Regions from separate parts of the Mus musculus genome. Here region 1 is linked to region 2. A link is a loop called in an ENCODE intact Hi-C map of the cell type or tissue named here. Cell type or tissue: heart. All regions are shown on one strand. Each heading gives the region's core, and the rest is flanking DNA. Links, peaks and the distances in the headings are about the cores only. Region 1 overlaps Prdx3 (peroxiredoxin 3). Region 2 holds the start of Zfp950 (zinc finger protein 950).

Evidence for each region. Hi-C counts contacts between places; a loop is a spot of excess contacts. Peaks named below come from ENCODE experiments on the same cell type or tissue, not always from the same donor. Only the 100,000 strongest peaks of a DNase experiment are listed, where the experiment ranks them.
Region 1: it touches region 2 in a loop (2.5-fold over the local background); 2 of 42 quality-filtered maps call a loop at or near these places.

The regions. Positions count from the first base shown.
Region 1 is chr19:60,867,596-60,872,978 of GRCm38, forward strand. Prdx3 (peroxiredoxin 3) reads right to left here. Exons shown (of 7, transcript NM_007452.2): 3 at 3,825-3,966; 4 at 2,409-2,544; 5 at 1-24. Among named protein-coding and RNA genes, the nearest start is that of Prdx3, 4.3 kb to the right of the region's middle. In heart, for the core only: a CTCF peak has its summit at 3,079 (motif pointing right); no DNase peak of the experiment used is centred there; H3K4me3 peaks cover 35 bases; H3K27ac peaks cover 58 bases.
Region 2 is chr19:61,137,662-61,143,044 of GRCm38, forward strand. Zfp950 (zinc finger protein 950) reads right to left here and starts at 3,179. Exons shown (of 3, transcript NM_001001737.2): 1 at 3,044-3,179. The coding sequence starts at 3,046. In heart, for the core only: no CTCF peak of the experiment used is centred there; a DNase peak (open chromatin) is centred at 3,200; H3K4me3 peaks cover 1,749 bases; H3K27ac peaks cover 1,144 bases.

The DNA of each region.
Region 1 (5,383 bases), core at 155-5,154, 270 kb before region 2:
GTTCATGTGGCCCAAACCACCATTCTAATAAAAAGGCAAACAGGACTGTTTTTCTCGGGTGGTCCAACAGGGTGTGAACCATGTACCAATGTTTAAAACCAACAATGATGGTGGCAAGTAATAAATTCACACAAGGAAATTATGTTTAACTTAATTCCCTCTTACTTTATTTTACGTGTTTGAGTGTTTTACCTGCATGTAAGTGCACCACAAGCATGCAGTGTTTGAGAAGACCAGGAGACGGTATGTGGTCCCCTGAAACTGGAGTTAAAGGCAGTTGCAAGCTGCTATGTAGATGTTGGTAATTAAGCCTGGGTCCTCTTAAAAAATAGCAGTGTTGGGCTGGTGAGATGGCTCAGTGGGTAAGAGCTCTGACTCCTCTTCCAAAGGTCCTGAGTTCAAATCCCATCAACCACATGGTGGCTCACAACCATCCGTAGTGAGATATGATGCCTTCTTCTGGTGTGTCTGAAGACAGCTACAATGTACTTACATATAATAATAAATAAAATCTTTTTTTTTAATTTATTTATTTATTTATTTATTTATTTATTTATTTATTTATTTATTTATTTATTATATGTAAGTACACTGTAGCTGTCCTCAGACACTCCAGAAGAGGGAGTCAGATCTCGTTACGGATGGTTGGGAGCCACCATGTGGTTGCTGGGATTTGAACTCCTGACCTTCGGAAGAGCAGTCCGGTGCTCTTACCCACTGAGCCATCTCACCAGCCCCCAATAAATAAAATCTTAAAAAAAAAATAGCAGTGTTCTTAACTGATGAGTCATCTTTCCAGTATCTATTATCTTGTATTAGTTATTGTATGCATGTTTGTGTGTGTGTGTGTGTGTGTGTTTATGCACACTCAAGCGAGGCACTGCACATGTATGGAGGTGAGAGGACAACTCTGTGGAGTTCTTTCCTTCCATTCTATGTGGGCTCCAGTGACAGAACTCAGGTTGTCATGTTTACCCAGAAGTACTTTTCCTGTTGACTACCTTCAATGGCCCATCTTCATCATTTTAAAAATGAGGAAACTAAAGCTCAAAAGGCTAGCCTGGCAGTAGTGGCACATGCCTTTAATCCCAGCACTTGGGAGGCAGAGGCAGGCAGATTTCTGAGTTCAAGGCCAGCCTGGTCTACAGAGTGAGTTCCAGGACAGCCAGGGCTATACAGAGAAACCCTGTCTCCAACAAACAAACAAACAAACAAACAAACAAACAACCCAACCCAACCCAACCCAACCCAAACAAAAAAGGCTAAGTACTTTTCTTCAGGCCATTGCTAGAAAGAGACTGGTTGACCTTATCTTTTGAGGCAGGGTCTGTCTCATGTAGCCAGACTAGCCTCTAACTTTTTATATAGCCAATGATGATCTTGAACTTCTATCTTCCTGCTGCAACTTCTGGAATGCTGGGATCATAGGCTATGCTAACCCATCCAGTGTATACGGTACTGGAGACTGAACCCAAGGCTTCTTGCATGCTAGGTAAAAGCTGTGAGCATACTCTGCCGTCTTTTCCAATTGTTAAAGCAACTGTTGAAATGAAAACTAAATTCTCAAATATAAAAATGAAGAAAGTAAATTATTCAAGTCACCATTGTTAGTCCTGAAACATACCTACTGAAATTTTGAATTTTTTCTTCCCTAGCAGATTTGTAGACATCAAAAATAGTACAGCCAACTATTAAGGGTTCAAAGTGTAGGCCCAAGAGGAGGTAAAAGAAGATGACAGCCACATCACTTGTCCCACTAAGCCTGTCTCCATTACTTGGAAGATATGCATGGAATGAGCAGTAAAGATACAAACAACATCCAGGGAGTTGTTACTACCATAGCTTACAAACTGCTGACAGGAGAGGATCTACAAAGAACCTACTTCAGGAGGATATGGCTCACCTGGTACAGGTACAGCATTTGATCCCCAGCAAGGCATAAGCCAGGTTCTAGAAGGTGGAGGCTGGAGGATCAGAAGTCATCTGAGCTAATACACCCTAACCTTGAGCCTGGAATACTTGAGATTCTGTTTTTGAAAGGAAGAAAGGAGGGAAGGCAGGTAGACAAATGTTCCCTTCAGACTGTCTTATGTTTTGACAACCTTTAGACTTTGTATTAAATCTCTCTTGTTAGTGCAGGGGGGCAGAAGTTGCTGGGGAATGAGCAAGAGACACTCCCACAAAGCTAAAAAGGATTTTGAATGTCATCATCACAAAAAAATGATTCAAGAAAGAGTACTGAATAGCTTGATTTGATCCATAGACAATGCACACATGTATCAAAACATCACATTGTATCCCATAAATATATACAATGTTTTTATTGTGTGGTCAGTATTATTTGTGAAGTAGAAGTGACACCAAAGAATAAAATAAGACCAAGGAAAGGTGACTGTCACCCAACCTACCTTTCTTGGTGTGTTGATCCAGGCAAGATGACTGAAGTGGGAATCCACTGAAACTGCAACTACTTCACAGTTTACATCATGAAATTCATTGGCTTTGTCACTGAAAGCAACAATTTCTGTAGGACACACAAATGTGCTTGGGGGGAAAAAAGAGAAAGTTTCATTAGATCATAAAAAAGCAAAAACTTACAACAGTTAGAAGTCTAAAACTAAATTGATTTGCTTAGGGGTGAAAGACATGAAATCGGCTGGGTATGCTAGGTGTGATAGCATAAACCTTTAATCCCAGAACTCTGATGGTAGAGGCAGGAGGATCTCTGTGAGTTCAGACCAGCCCGGTCTACATATGGAGACCATGACCCCCCCCCCCCAAAAAAAAAAAAGGGAAAAAGCAAGCTTCGTTTTGGGCATGGTGGCGTCTACTTTTAATCCAAGCACTGAGGAGGCAGAGACAAGCTGATCTCTCTCAGTTCAAGGCCAGCCTAGTCTACAGTGAGTTCCAAAACATCTGTAGAGAAAATCTTGCCTCAGGTAAACAAATGAATGAATGAATGGGATTGTGAGGCATGTTTAAAGAGTTAAAAGAAAACCTGTACTTTTAAATAAAGTAACTTTATGAAAAATTCATTTTATTTTTTTAATGTATGAGTTACACTGTTGCTGTCTTCAAATACACCAGAAGAGGGCATCAGATCCTGATACAGATGGTTGTAAGCCACTATGGAAATTGAACTCAGGACCTCTGGAAGAGCAGCCAGTGCTTTTAATTTCTGAGCCATCGTCTCTCTCCAGCCACAAAATAATAATAATAATAATAATAATAATAATAATAATAATAATAATAATAATAATAATTTCCTATATTACTTCTACCCAGACTGTTGTAAAGTTTAGACTGGCTTAGGGAACCATTTATCAAAAGTATGTGAGACAGAACTGTATTAAAGGCTGATAGTATAATCCAGTAAGAGTGCTTGCCTAGTATTCACAGGGCCCAGGGTTTGATCCCCAGTACAACCAGAAAAACTGACAGAACCATACTAAAACTCCTCCATTAAAAGGGCTGGGCAGTGCTGGCACATGCCTTTAATCCCAGCACTTGGGAGGCAGAGGCAAGCGGATTTCTGAGTTCGAGGCCAGCCTGGTCTACAGAGTGAGTTCCAGGACAGCCAGGGCTAGACAGAGAAACCTTGTCTCAAAAACAAACAAACAAACAAACAAACAAACGAATGGGGGAAAAAAAAAAAAAGGAAGGATGTTTCCTCCCACTATGGTTATATGAGGTACAGATGGCCAAGGACAGTGAACAAAAATTAAAAAGAATCTTTCTCTCCACTAAAAGAGGAATTTCAGCGTGGGTTAGAGATCAATACCAGCTCTCAGAGGGACATGAAAATATTATAAAATCAAACTTACAAATCCAAAGGGTAGAAGAAAAGCACCAAGTATTTTCCCTTAAAGTCGTCGAGACTCAGCTCTTTGAACTCTCCATTGACAACAGCAGTACCTTTAAAATAGGGCGCGTGCTGGGTGACAGCAGGGGTGTGGAAAGAGGAACCTAAAAAAAAGACCACACACCTGAATGTAGCTTGTCATCCACCACATCGAGTACTGCATGATTTTATTTAAACTCCTTTTGTTGGAACATATCAAGTAAACTTACTATTTGCCATAACTGGTGACATAAGTTGTTTATTAATTTAACTCAATAAGATGGTTCACTTCAGTTGTACATCTTAGGTAAAGTAATTTTGCCCTTCAGCACAATTCCAAAGTATATACACAAACTCAACTCAGTGGTAGGGAGGAGTGTGTGTGTGTGTGTATACGCGCGTGCGCGCACACACTTGTGAGCATGAATATGAAGGATGGAGGACACACAGATCCTCAGAAGACATCTACCATTTTTTAAAAACCCTTTCTCTCTTTTAAGAGTCTTTTATAAACTCAGCTCACCAAGTAGGGTAGGGTAGCTGGCACTGAGCTCCAAGGACTCAGTGGTCGCCTCTTTCTCAAGTGCTGGACCCATTGTATACTACTATGCCAGGCTTTCTGTGAGTTCTGAAGGTCAGCTGAACTTTGATCCTTATGCTAGCTGACTGACTGACTTAGCTCTCACTCCAACCCTAAAGAAAAGGTTTTTTTAAAGAACAAAAACTAGAAGAAATGAAATGCCCTTGGAACTACAAAAGGAAGAGGAAGAAGGCAGTAGAGAGCAGAAGGCAGCCAGACATGGAGCTAGCTCAGACTAGGGTGTGAGTATCACAGGACACTGACCAAGAGGGGCCAATACACAGGGAAAAGGAACAAACTCAAAACAAACTCAGCAAGTCTTAAAAGGACCCTCAGCAACAAGCAGCCAGATTAGCTCTTCACGGTAGAGAGAACAGAGTCTGAGAGGCTCTAATGCAGGAAAACAGATGTTTCCAGGAAGATTAGGCCATCAAAAAGATAAGAATGGTGGAGGCAATGTCTATAGTTAGTTATCTTGGTGAGAGGCACTGAGGCATGGCAGAGAGAAACCAAGAGCAGATGCAGGACATGTTTCAAACCTGGGGTGGGGTACAGTGGTGTTTTGTGTTTTCATTTTATCTAGTAACTTAGGTATCTTAGAGAAATAGCCTTTGTTAAGTATATTATACAAATATTTTCTTTTTCCTAGACTACCACTTTTTCTACTCTTTTTTAGGGGGGTGGGCATGGGGAGAGGTCTTGTTTATTTATTGTTCCCAGACAGAGTCTCACACTGTGATGCCCTGATTGGCCTGCAACTTTTTTTTTCTTCCTTTTTGGTTCTTCGAGACAAGGTTTTCTGATCTGTAGGCCAGGCTGGCCTCTAAATCACAGAGATCTGCCTCTGCCTCCTGAATGCTCACATTAAAGGCATGTGGCTCCACCACTGGCTTCCATTTTCTTTCTGTTTTCTTAAAAGTAAGTTTTAAAATTTTGACACCGCCAAGGACTCACTGTTCCTA
Region 2 (5,383 bases), core at 219-5,218:
CTGTGAGCATCCACTTCTGTGTTTGCCAGGCACTGGCATAGCCTCACACAAAACAGCTATATCAGGGTCCTTTCAGCAAAATCTTGCTGGCATATGCAATAGTGTCTGGGTTTGGTGGCTGATTATGGAATGGATCCCCAGGTGGGGCAGTCTCTGGATGGTCCATCCTTTCATCTTAGCTCCAAACTTTGTCTCTATAACTCCTTCCATGGTATTTTGTTCCCTGTTCTAAGGAGGAATGAAGTATCCACACTTTGGTCTTCCTTCTTCTTGATTTTCTTTTGTTTTGTAGATTGTATCTTGGGTATTCTAAGTTTCTGGGCTAATATCCACTTATCAGTGAGTGCATATCAAGGGACTTCTTTTGTGATTGGGTTACCTCACTAAGGATGATATCCTCCAGATACATCCATTTGCCCAAGAATTTCATAAAAGGGAATGAAATTCTTAATGACTGGGAAACATTGGAAATAAAAACATGTAAGAGATTAGAGCAGTGGTACATAAAGAAAATGAAATTTAAAAATACCAATAATTGACTTTTTCAAAAGACAAATATAATTGAAAATGCATATAGGTATAATGACTTTGAAAAAGAACAGGCCCTTCCCTGGTAGAAGGGAAGATAATAAGATAATAATGAGATACTCTTTGACCTTTTCCCTGTGTGTAATGTTAGTTTCTGATATCTGTCTCAGATTTCTGAACTGACTTAACTGTGTCAAGGAGGATTTCACATATCTGCATAGTACAATCTTTTAATTGGAAATTTAATATTCATTGGCTCAAGCTAATCTTCATAAGTTGTATACCCATCAATCTAGTCTGTTTTCATTCACATGCTTGAATTAATAGATGCTGGAAAATTACAAAATTACTTACCCTGCCTGAGTCAGTTCCTTCTTCATAATGGTGACCTCTGCAGCTGACTACCTTAAACTTTAGTATGTGATCTAGCTCTTGTCTATCCTGTCTCACCCTGCAGTGTGTACAATAAACTGTTCTTCCTATTCTGGTCTGTTCTGCCATGCTCCACAAACAAATCCTTTTCCTGTTACTGCAATGGACAGTTCAATACATGACTCTAATGGGAAATTTAAAAACTCTGTTGTGGTACAGCCTTTTAAGTAAAGAACTTGGGAAGTTTAATCAAGAGGAAAGCAAGGTCATTGCCCTGGGGAGCAATGTGACCTGAGTCAACATAGCTTATCTCAGAAATATTTTTCTAAAAGGCTGAAAATGAAGCTGTCCTAGAATAAACATGTCTTCCCATGGAGAAATCACTGTACACAAAAAAGTTTAGTTAAGAAAAATGTCTTTAATGACAGGATGCATGCAGTGCTGGCTAATGTTCAAAGAGGAGGCAGCAGAGAAGAGATTTTACATTCCACATTTGCTGTCACCCTTAAGTGTCTTTTAGGTTCAGGCCTCAGGTTATGTTTTGAACAATTTAAATATGGACTGGAGTCTGCAAGTCTAGCCACTTAAATGGGAGATTTACACAGCAAAGATACTAACATAAATATTTAAGTATACCAGGATTTCTCTGTGTAGCCCTGGCTGTCCTGGAACTCACTCTGTAGACCAGGCTGGCCTCACACTCAGAAATTCGCCTGCCTCTGCCTCCCAAGTGCTGGGATTAAAGGTGTGCACCACCACTGACCGACCAGCAGATTATTCTTGAGTAACAAGGTTCTAAGTGGAAGATCCCTGAGGATGAAAAGGATAGGAAAAGTAGAAGGTAGAAAGTATAAAAGCTAGGTATGGGAGGTCTCACACAAACTATGTCTTATGCTAAGTAAGCTTCTTAAGAATAGCATCTTGTATACTACTAACAAGGGAAATGGAAAAAAATGGTAGACTTCTATGAAATCAGCAGCAACTATCATACAATGGGACAAACTCAGAAGGTGTCTAATAAACAGCGGTCCAAAGCAGGACACAGGGTATCTCAAGAACATTACTGACAGTGGATTTAGGACTGATAGCCACAGTCCCATGTGGTAGGAAGAGTTGGTTCAGGATGTGAAGCAACCCCTCCCAGAGCCCCAGACCACTAACAGTTCTCACAAGCATATCCCTTGCTTTAGAGGAGCTCTATTTTATTCTCAATTCATCAGGTCCTTAGGAAAAACTCTCCAGGTCCAGGCCTCAGTCTGCTACTGGCTCTGAAAAGCATGTTCCTGGGTTTCCTTCTCCATATCTGAGGGCCTCATGGAAAGCCTTGCTTGATTAAGCTAGCCCTTGACACAACAATGTTTTTTGTTTTCAAATGGTTGTCACCTGGTGTAGTCTTGCCTGTGTGGCAGAACTATGGTTTTCTCAAGAAGAAAACTGGGTCTTTATGGCACACCAGGCTTTAATGTTGGTTGTGACCATGTAATGCCTCCTTGAGCAGTTTGCTAAAGGCCTGCTCTTTTATATGAGGATGGGCTTAGTGGCTAGTTGTAAATAAGAGGTGTCTTCTTTGCTATGGTCTAGAGCCAAATTTCTGGATAATCTTCGTGAATAAACATGTGTATCCTAGTATCCTAATCTCTAACAGGTCTGGTTAGCACACTACTTATCTGTGGAGTGTTTATAGCAGTTCTCCCTGAAGTAAATTCTACTATCTCCTAAGCATTGGTAGATCCTTTACATCATCAATTCTACTCTTCTACATCTCAGCTTAATATTGGATTGCTACCCAATGCATGAGATGCCTTTTACAACCTCCACAAACTTAAGTCCAAATGGATCTTACATCTAAATATTAAATGTAGAAGACAAAAGGGAAACTAGGGCTCTCCGAGTTTGGCATCCTGCCAAGGATGTTTCTACACACAAGTCCCAACTCTAAAAGTTTTGCCCAGTCACAGCTCCCATAGTGAAGTTATTCAGTGGCTACCGCCGGATCCAGGGAATGACTATGACCACAAGGGACCTGACAGGTAGCCGCATCTGGCTGACACTTCCCACCTAGCCCCAGGGAAGACCCACCACAACAGCTCCCGAGGCTCAGCAGCCTGCTCTTCCCCATTGTGGGCAGTGACCCTGTGCTCACCATGTCGCGACTTCAGAGCGTCCCTCACAGTACCCAGTAGCAGAGTTCAGAGTACATCACACAGAAACCTTCAAGACTGCTCAGTCTCAGAGCGGAACTTGCTGCTCGACACCCGGATGAATCCTCCTCCTTTTCTGACTGGCAGGTCCATCTGAAGCCTCTGATTGGCCAGTGAGTCTTGTGTGACTTGAGCACCTCCCTTAGGGTAAGAGCGTGCTGACGTACACAACTTAGAAGTTCCCGGTTCAGGCTTCCAGTCCAGGGCAAAAGGTTTTCCAGATGTGCAGAGATGTACATTTCAGTAGCACTTGTGCCTGTCCTCCAATATCCTACCTGTCTGTCTTCCCACCCAGCCCCGCGGGAGGAACCACCACTCCAGTTTCCGCTGCTCAGCCACCTGCTCCTCCCTTTGTGGCAATAGATCCTGCACTCACTACCTTGCCACTTCAGCCCTTGCTTGAACTCCCCTCAGTACTCCGGAGGCACTTCCTTCTTCCTCCTGGAATAGCCTTTACATAGCCCATTACTCAACTTGCAGTAGAGTTTTCAATCTGGTCCTCAAGTGGAAGGATGCCCAGGGTATTAACAATTAAAGAGAGATTTTAGGAAATAAGATAATAAGATGTTTAGGTAAACTGCAGCAGCTATTTTTCACCTGGTAAGTATGAGACAACGCTGGGGGACAAAAGCAAGAAATAGATGACAAACACTATGGAGCACTATTGTTAGCCAGCACATCTTCCTCCTTGGGAAGGTGGAAAAAAACTGACTGATAGTTACCTGACCCTCGGGAAAGTCCCAGGTAGAGTTCAAATACCTGTCATGCTTGCTAGCCAATAGGTTTAAAGGTCAATATGCTTAGCCAATAAGGTTGAGGTATAATCTTGCTGGTGTAACCTGTGCTCCTAAAAAGTATAAAAACTGTAATGGCCATTTGGGGTCGCCTTCTTATTAACTCGTCTCAATGCTCTGGAAAATAAACCTCTTGCTTTTGCATGGGGTGGTTTGGGTGGGAAAGAAGTCCTCTTTGAAGATGAGCTCCACTTGTATAAGGTTGATAATAAAAACAAAATAAAAAAGCTCAACAAGAAGAAGAGAAAAACCCAGCATGTTGTTTTCTGACATTTCCTGTACTTCAATTCTCCTAGAAAGAGTGGGGCCAAAAACTTTCTGAATCACGTTGGGCTGTACTTAAGGACAATAACGCATTCACACACTTTTCTCCCATTTAATTTATCCTAGACATTGTATTCCAGCAAACCTTCAGAGGGCAGTGGGGAAATTCCTTTCACCCCTATCATATTCTACCCTGCCCTGCTGCACATCAGCTCAGTGGCTTACCAATGGCAAAGTTTTAGTGCAGTTTAAAAAAAAAAAAAAGTTCAGGGGTACAGTGTTTCTGAACAAAAAGAACTGCACTAAGTCCATTATAAGACACAAAATAGCTTTGAGAATAGGTTTGATAATTTTTTATAAAGAAAAAAATTTAAGATTTATTTATTTATTTATTTATTAATGCACATTTAGTACACTGTAGTTGTCTTCAGACACACCAGAAGAGGGCATTGGATCCCATTACAGATGGTTGTAATCCACCATGTAGTTTCTGGGAATTGAACTCAGGACCACTGGAAGGGAAGTCAGTGCTCCTAACCTCTGACCCATTTCTCTAGCCCTCAATAATGTTTCTTAATGAATCCATCCTATAATTACAGGGTAAATCAACACTTGCTTTCAAAACTTAAACAGTTGTGAAGCCATTTAATAACAACTAATATTTCATTCACAGTTTGTCAAGCTTCTTGTGCATGTCTCATGCTGCCATGTTTAAAAGAAGAAAAGATGCCTTTACTTCCATGAAAGTTGTAGTAAATACATTTTTTGAACCGAAGTTCTAGTGATGTCTGTATTCATCAGACTTCAAGACAAGGGAAAAAGAGACCCATACTTTTCAAATTCTTTTTAATATTACAACTAAGAGCTTTAGTTTAGAAATGTTAACATATTCCAAGAAAAGATTCCGATGAGCTTCAGTGAGTGTCCCCTAAGAAATGGGTACCTCATTAAAGTCATAGGCTCATGGATTTATGTCAGCATTTTATGGTACCTGTCTGCATAAAATATATTCTAGTGATAAAATGTATGTCATTATCAGGTAAGTATTTGCAACTGAGTCATGTTTTGGCTGTAAAGTAAGCAAAAGAATTAAGAATCCTGAGGTAAAGCTGGGTGTGGTGGCGCACGCCTTTAATCCCATCCCAGCACTAGGGAGGCAGAGGCAGGAGGATTTCTGAGTTCGAGGCCAGCCTGGGCTACAGAGTGAGTTCCAGGACAGACAAG